2 separate regions of the Homo sapiens genome follow, and region 1 is linked to region 2. A link is a contact called in ENCODE Hi-C or POLR2A ChIA-PET data. All regions are on one chromosome and are shown on one strand. The core of a region is the stretch at or near the end of the contact, and the rest is flanking DNA. Distances in the headings are between cores, read along the strand shown.

Evidence for each region. A loop is a pair of places that touch in the nucleus more often than their neighbours do. ChIA-PET counts read pairs that join two places held with the same protein, here RNA polymerase II (POLR2A).
Region 1: a loop to region 2 is called in a map of endothelial cell of hepatic sinusoid, with 4 times the contacts of the local background. The contact joins the enhancer-like site here to the promoter of RXFP1-AS1 in region 2. A Hi-C loop is called at or near these places in 1 of 168 maps with a recorded cell type or tissue (endothelial cell of hepatic sinusoid). POLR2A ChIA-PET finds 5 or more read pairs at or near these places in 3 of 52 experiments (IMR-90, OCI-LY7 and activated T-cell).

Annotation. Positions count from the first base shown.
Region 1 is chr4:158,609,319-158,613,699 of GRCh38, reverse strand. RXFP1 (relaxin family peptide receptor 1) reads right to left here. Exons shown (of 18, transcript NM_021634.4): 7 at 1,499-1,570; 8 at 1,338-1,409. Among named protein-coding and RNA genes, the nearest start is that of RXFP1-AS1, 47 kb to the right of the region's middle. Within about 2 kb of position 2,744, at least 2 of the 41 ENCODE cell types and tissues checked have a DNase peak (open chromatin) inside an H3K27ac peak, as active enhancers do.
Region 2 is chr4:158,562,936-158,566,813 of GRCh38, reverse strand. RXFP1-AS1 (RXFP1 antisense RNA 1) reads left to right here and starts at 2,145. Exons shown (of 4, transcript XR_007058351.1): 1 at 2,145-2,373; 2 at 3,494-3,664. The region is part of intron 1 of RXFP1 (relaxin family peptide receptor 1); the gene reads right to left.

The sequences.
Region 1 (4,381 bases), core at 1,495-3,994, 46 kb before region 2:
TTGAAGGGTTCAAGACTTCAGTGGAAGAAGTAACTGTAGAAGAAGTAGAAATAGCAAGAGAACTAGAATTAGAAGTGGAGCCTGAAGAGGTGACTGAATTGCTGCAATCTCATGATAAAACTTGAACAGATGAGGAGTTGCTTCTTATGGATGAACAAAGAAAGTGGCTTCTTGAGATGGAATCTACTCCTGGTAAAGATGCTGTAAACACTGTTGAAATGACAACAAAGTATTTAGAATATTACATAAACTTATTTGATAAAGCATTGGGAGGATTTGAGAGTATTGACTTCAATTTTGAAAGAAATTCTCTTGTGGGTAAAATGCTAGCAAATAGCATTGCATACCATAGAGAAATCTTTCATGAAATTAAAAGTCAATCAATGTAGCAAACCTCATTGTTATCTTATTTTAAGAAATTGCCACAGCCACCCCAGGCTTCAGCAACCACTACTGTGGTTAGTCAGCAGCTGTCAACATTGACATGAGACCCTTCACCAGCAAAAAGATTATGACTCGCTGAAAACTCAGATGATTGTTAGCTCTTTTTAGCAATAAAGAGTTTTAAAATTAAGGTATGCACATTTTTAAACATAATGTTATTGCACACTTAATTGAATATAGTATAGTGTAAACATAACTTTATTATGTGCACTGGGAAACCAAAAAAATTTGTGTGACTTGCTTTATTGTGACATTTGCTTTATTACAGTGGTCTGGAACAACACCCACAATATCACTGAGGTCTGCCTGTATAGACAGTAACGATGTGCTTAAGAATATTGTGATAAAGGCTGGGCGTGGTGGCTCACGCCTTAATCCCAGCACTTTGGGAGGCCAAGATGGGTGGATCATGAAGTCAGGAGTTCCAGACCAGCCTGGCCAACATGGTGAAACCCCGTCTCTACTCAAAATACAAAAGTTAGCTGGGCGTGATGGCACACACCTGTAATCCCAGCTACTTGGGAGGCTGAGCCAGGAGAATGGCTTGAACCCAGGAGGCGGGGGTTGTGGTGAGCCAAGGTCACGCCACTGCACTCCAGCCTGGGCGATACAGTGAGACTCCATGTCAAAAAAAAAAAAAAAAGAATATTGTGATAAAATATGAGTGAGAATGTATTCAGTTTTTATGGGCTGATATTCTAGAAGACAGAAAATCTTTTAAAATTGTTGGAACTATAAATAGCCTTATAGAATATGATTAAGAAAAGGTTTTTCATTGAAAAGGCCTCTTTGGGGTTTTAACAAATCCAAATTTAATGGTATTAAATTTAAGCATTAATTTTTATTCATGTCTTTGCCTTTGATTGAAATATTTGCTTTAGTTTAGTACTTACAAGAGAATAAGAGAATTTAGTCCATAAAATGTTGGTGGGGAAATTCGACTGAGGTGATTATCTTCAATTATCCTGACAGCCAGAAGAAAAAAATTAATTCATTTATATATCTCTAGAATCTAAAAACTAGTGCAATAAAATGCCACATAAATTAAACATACAGCCATTCTAGTCTGTGAAGATCTTCAAAAACACCCGGCTTCAGGAAGGTTATTCTGTTATGACTGAGATACCTGGAAAAGGAGAAATAACTACAATAAATTTGTATATTTTTGATGTCTTACAATAAGAAAAGTAAAAACAATAATCATCCATCTTAAATTTTTTACATAGCATTCTCATCATGCCACTTCCCTGCCTTTGAATCTCTAAGAATTGCTACCACTTACCTTATCATACCTAGTTTTAAATTTCCCCATAATTAATTAATCAATCTATTCATTCATCTATTCATGTATTCATTAACCTATTTTGAATACTTACCCCATGGCACTGTGCTAAGCATGCCATCCCTTTCTTTAAGGGGCTTTGAGTCTGGAGAGGCCACAGCATGTGAACAGATTACTTTGTAATGTCAGGGAAGCAGAGGGAAGTATATAATGCATGGTTGCTCTGCCATTGCAGAGGAGAAAGCACCCAGCTTTGCTAGGGGTAGGGACTGCAGAGTGTGGAGGAATGAGGAGCCAGGAGAAGGCTTTACTAAACAGAGGCACAATTGAGAAGAGTCTTGGATGAAGACATGCAATTCACAAAGCAAAGAACAGGCAGGAGCTATTCTAGGCAGAGGAAATAGCTTATGCAAAAGCAAGAGGTATGAGAGTCTGACAAGTTAAGAAATCACCAGGTAATTCAATGGGGCCTCACCATGAAGGGGCTATAAGGAGAGACAGGAGATAAACCTAGGAGGCAGGCAGGGGCCTGTTATGGACAAAAGGGCATTGCATCCCTTGCTAAAGGGTTTGACTCTGCCTTACCCATCTTTACATCCCACTCCTCTGCAAAGTGAAATAACTCTTTGTTCTATTGTGTTGATCTCCTCTTCTTGCCATGTTCACTCATGTCTCAATCTCTCTAGTGTAGCAATTCACTGCACTAAATCTGCTATCGAACAGTTTGATTCCTGACTCCTCTACTTATTAACAGTGACTTTGAGCAAGCAGTGAATTCCTGTAAGCCTCAGCTTCCCCAACTCTAAAATGGGGATAGTATCAGGATCTACTTCCTATGGTTTAATAGAGGCAATGCATGCCATAAACATTCAGTACATATTATGTTTTATAGCAGTGTCTCTGCTCACGCCTCTTACTCCAGTTTCTTCCCTCTTTCCTTTTTCTTTCTGCTTATGATTCATATGCAAGTAAGAGTTCAAGTTTCACTTCCACTAATACAAGATTCACACTGATTTCTCTCTCTTCTTCAGTCTTTCATATCTTGAGTAAACATCCTGTAGAATTTCTCCTGCCAGGAATCTGTTCTCCCTTGCTGGGTTTGACTTTTGCTCAGGGCTAGTGAGCAATGGCACCCCATGATAGAGCCTCTTCCTTCCCTCCTTTGCAAACCTGGAGCCCAGGTGGGCACAGTAAGGGGTAAGAAATGACTTACAACCTCAGGGTGTTCTCTTATACAAAAACCCTCCAGGTAAAAGACATTTGATCCACTATTGCTCCCTATGCTCACCTGTTTTGCCCAGTCCTCTTCATTTTTCAGAGCCATCCTTTACTGCTCTGGACCTGAGATAATCACTCCTTTCAGTGAACCATAATAGCAATTTTGGTTTCAGCAACACAGGTTTGGAACTTAAGTACTTTTAAAAAATGGTTCTCTAATGTTTTATATATGTTGGCATTGTTTTCCCATCTTAGATCATAAACTTCTAGAGAACAGGAGTCCTGCCTCTCCCCAGTGATAGCTCAGTGCTCTACCTGAAACGCTAAGGTATAACTACTTAAAGGGAGCCAGCCTGAGTTATCTTTCTATGCCCTCATGGTATCTAACTAAAATATGTGCACTCTGTGAGGGTTAATGAATACTTATGGATCTAATCATTGTTTAGATCCATAAATCATCAGGTATCTAATGATTATTATTATCATTTTTTGAGATGGAGTCTCACTCTGATGCCCAGGCTGGAGTGCAGTGGCGCGATCTCGGCTCACTGCAACCTCCGCCCCCCAGGTTCAAGCGATTCTCTTGCCTCACCCTCCTGAGTAGCTGGGACTACAGGCGTGTGCCACCATGCCCGGCTAATTTTTTGTATTTTTAGTAGAGACAGGGTTTCACTGTGTTAGCCAGGATGGTCTCCATCTCCTGACCTCGTGATCCTTCCACCTCAGCCTCCCAAAGTGCTGGGACTAATGATTATTTAACTAGAAATATGTGGCATCTTTAACACTCAACAACACTCCAGCACTATAGAAAAGCTATGAAAAGAGAGGGAGGACACTTTTAAGTTTACTCTCCAGTTCTGTACTGCCTTTCAAGAGCTTCCTCCACATTCACTGAACATTAAACCAAACAGATAGTGTTTAGTAAATTTTGCAAAGATATATGGAAAGAAGACAGTCAGGAGCCTGAAGAGTGAGTCCAATATTGATTCTGGGTACTTTGCTAAGACATAAAAGAGCAGAGATGGGGTAGAAGGGGAGAGGACATGGCTAAAGTGGTTACTGTTAAGGCTTCGAGTCTCCTGCAGTCTTCTTCCATTTTGCTAGTAAATTACTAGGTGCTCTTCTCGACTCAATCCCAAACTCTGATACCACAAGCCAAAAATCTGACTGGAATGGGTTTCTTGCGTTAGGATACAGAACAGTATAGGTGGAAAACAAGGGGACATAAATGGAAATACAGGGAGTTATGTATTCATGTGATTTTTGGTTATACTTCTTTCCAGTTACTTCTAGAATGCTGCATGGCAGAACTCAATAAAACGGAACATTGAGAAAGCCTTTTTTTTTAAAAGAAGCACAATGAGATACCATTCACACCCATTAGGATAGTTATTGTCAAAACAAACAAATGAAACGAGAACACAAACGTTGGTGAGG
Region 2 (3,878 bases), core at 896-3,395:
GCCGAGAGCGAGCGAGGGCTGCAAGGGCTGCCAGCACGCTGTCACCTCTCGGTATCATGAAATTAGTTCTACATTTTCATAACATTATGATTCAACAGCTATATCAGGAATCTTAAATATTTTAAAGTGATATTTTAAAAGTAACTTTTGGGCCGGGTGTGGTGGCTTATGCCTGTAATCCCAGCACTTTGGGAGGTTGAGGTGGGCAGATATCTGAGGTCAGGAGTTGGAGACCAGCCTGGCCAACGTGGTGAAACCTCATCTCTACTAAAAATGCAAAAGGTTAGCTGGGTGTGATGGCGGGCGCCTGTAATCCCAGCTACTCGGGAGGCTGAGGCAGGAGAATCACTTGAACCCTGAAGGTGGAGGTTGCAGTGAGCCGAGATTGCACCACTGCACTCCAGCCTCGGCAACAAGAGCGAAACTCTCAAAAAAAAAATTTTGAGATAATTTTAAAATTTTGAGATAATCTCAAACTGAGAAGTTGCAAGTATTGGATAAAGAACATTTCCCCACCACCCCACCATTTGAAAGTAAGTTTTTGACCTGATGCTCTAGCACCCTTAAATACTTTAGTATTTCCTACAAACAAGAATATTTTCCTATGTAAATAGAACCATTAAAATCAGGAATTTAACATGGAGTTGTTACTACCACTTAAACCTCAGAACCCATTAAAGTTTATATATTGCCCCTGCAAAATGTCCTTTGTAGTAAAAGGATCTGGTTTGGAATCGCTCCTTGCATTTAATTGTCACATTTCTTTAGCCTCTTTTCATTTTCATGGCCTTGACCCTTGAAAAATGCAAGTCAATTATTTTGTAGAATGTTCCTGAATTTGGGTTGTCTGATGTCCATCATAATTAGATTCAGGTTATGCATCTTTGGCATAAAATTCACACAAGTGATGCTCATTTCAACCTGTCAGGTAGTACAAGATATTAATTTTTTCCATTAGTGGTTTCACCCAAATTCCTTTGTAATTAATACATATTTTGTAGAGGGGTACTTTGAAACTGCAAAAGTCCCTTTCCTCATCAAAGTGTTAATTTATTCATTTACTTATTTCTATCAGGTAGACTTATGGCTTCCTATTTTGTTCAATGGGTTACAATCTGTTGATTATTATTATGTATTCTGATGTGCAAGTTGTCTCAAATTGGACCAGTAGGAACTCTTTTAACCTAGCTTTGGTGTCTTTGTAATATTTATGCATCATTTTTTGAGCACTCTTCCTTGCTTTCTGGCACTACAAGATGTTTCAGGATCATCTTGCATTTTCCCTGCTATAGCCCTGTAACTAGCCATTTCTCTAAGGAGCTCTGGGTCCTCTCTGGGTAGAATGGTATTTAGAAGCCAAGATGTAGACACAAGGTAAGCTCACTGATAGTGGAGTATCACTGCCACCAGGTCTCTCAGTGGACAGACTAGGAAATATATGTATGGTTATTCATACATACACACATTTCCATCTGTATTAATTTCTCTGTATATTTCTAATACTGAAAACTATGAGTTCATCTCCAGTTCTTATCCAACACTACAGGCTCAGTCTAATTTTCTCCCTTTACATATCTGTTACTCCCTTTCCTGACAGTGAGAGAAGCTTGCTTTCTATTAACTTAATATATTTATTATCTTGACAGATCCTCTTTCCTGCATGGATGCTCTCCTCGCCTTACTCAGTGCAGACTCTCACTTACATGAGCACTCTCCCCACCCTGTTTAGGACCAGGCACCAGCCCCCTCTAAGGATGCCCTTCTCACCCCAGTGGAACTCCGAAATTCTTCTCTGGACCACTACTCTGTCACACTCAACACAGAAAAATACCTCCTTCTGATCCACCAAATGGCTTTAGAACTCAATTGTTTAGGAACAGAAGTAGAAAGGCAAGGGGCCAGTAAGTGATGTTTATAGGGAAACGTTGGGAAAGTAAAAAACAAAAAGCATTTCCTTTTTAGCATGGAACCATATCTTTAAGAACAGCAATAATTCACAGTGCAATAACACAAATCAATAGAAAAAATGATATTGAGTCCCTCTGGAAAAGTATGCCCAAAGAGTTACAGAAGTAATAGTTCCTAGAAGAGCAAGTAAACATGCTCTCGTTGTGTAACCCAGCTATCCATCTGCCCTGAATGCTGTTTTAGTCCTGAACCAGCCTAAATATTTCAGTGGTTCACAATTTTTTTTAAGTGGTTGACAATTTTGAGAGGGTGAGAGACAACAGAGTTTATATTTCAGTACAAATTATCTTAACTATCCTCTTTAGACTGACAGTTGTCATGGAGTCTCTCTGGCTTGGAGGATGAAAAGGATTCAGCTTTTCCAGCACTGAGTTTCCAGCCTCCCTGGCTGCCACTGTTCTCAAGGTTTGGATCTGCCCTCAGCTCCTGTATCTTTTATTTATTTCTCATGCAGAGTAATTTAGTCTTCTTCCAAATATTTGTATAACCACAGGTAGGTGTTTAGATCTGCTTATAAGACAGTAGGGATTGTATATAACAATTTAAAAATGTCCCCCACCCCTGTACCCTGGTAGCTTTTCCAAAATATCTCTACATGTGGAACTGTCAGGATATGGGGTAAAATATGAAAACATATTGTTATGGGAATGTGAACGATCACCAGTTGCATTGAATAGGGTCCTTCAGGTATGGCTGGAATGCCAACTTTTGAATAGTTTAGTGTTGGAATTGTCATATTTATGACTCCTAAAGGCTGTAAATTGGGTAGCCCAATAACAAAATTTCTAAGATCAGACCTTACATTAAGTTTTTTTTAAAGTAATTGTGCTTTTATAATGTTATAACAGTATATAATTATGTTTTATATATACATATGTTATATATTATAACATTTATATATAACATGTTATACATTATATATTATGTTATGTTATATATATAATATGTTATATAATATGTAACATTATATTATATATAACATTATATAATATAATGTTATAACATTATAATGTTATAATGGCTACAATGTCACTAGGTGATAGGAATTTTTTGGCTCCATTGTAATCTTATGGGATCGCTGTCATATACAGGGTCTGTTCCATTGCTAACTGAAATGTTTTATGAGTATATGTTACAACTCTGTAAGTTGTAGAATACTTATAGTAACGCAAATGATTTATTGTTGATAGAAATGCAGATTATATGTGACAGATAGATGCAGATTGTGAGATACATTGATTATTGCCCCATAGATTATTGGTCTCTTTTGCATGTGTTAATCAGATTTATTTCAGTATTCCTGTTGGGGTGTGTGTGTGTGTGTGTGTGTGTGTGTGTGTGTGTGTGTGCATTGAATTCTCCTTTGAATTATTTGTAACATCTTACTGGTTCCCTCATTAGTAAATGAATTAAAGTCTTTGAGGTCTTTGAGACATTTTTATTTTATATTTATATGAATATCATGATTTTACCTCATCTTCCTTCTCCTTTCACTTCTACTTCTTTTTAAATTATCTTTTAACAGGTGTGGGGACCCACTCAGAACCCCAGAGTTGGTACAAAGATCATTTTAAGGTGAAGACATTTGAGAATCAACAGATGCCAGATGCAGAAAGAAGCTTTCTCAGAGTTTCCCTTATCTGACTAAAATCTGAAACTTCTGGGAAATAATCCTTCCCTAAATTCCCTCTTTTGGGTGAGTCTACTCCCAGGAAAGAGACTGACAGTAAACCTGTCATAAATCCCTTCCCTGGGGAAACTCATATCCTTAAAGGATGGATAGGCTACATGCGCCTGCATAAAGAAACATCATCACAAACTTTATCTCCTGTTTTTTCTTCTAAAAATCCCCTTGTCCTTCCTAAAGAAATGATTTTCTTCCCATGGAAGGCTTTTCTTCCTCTCCCTTT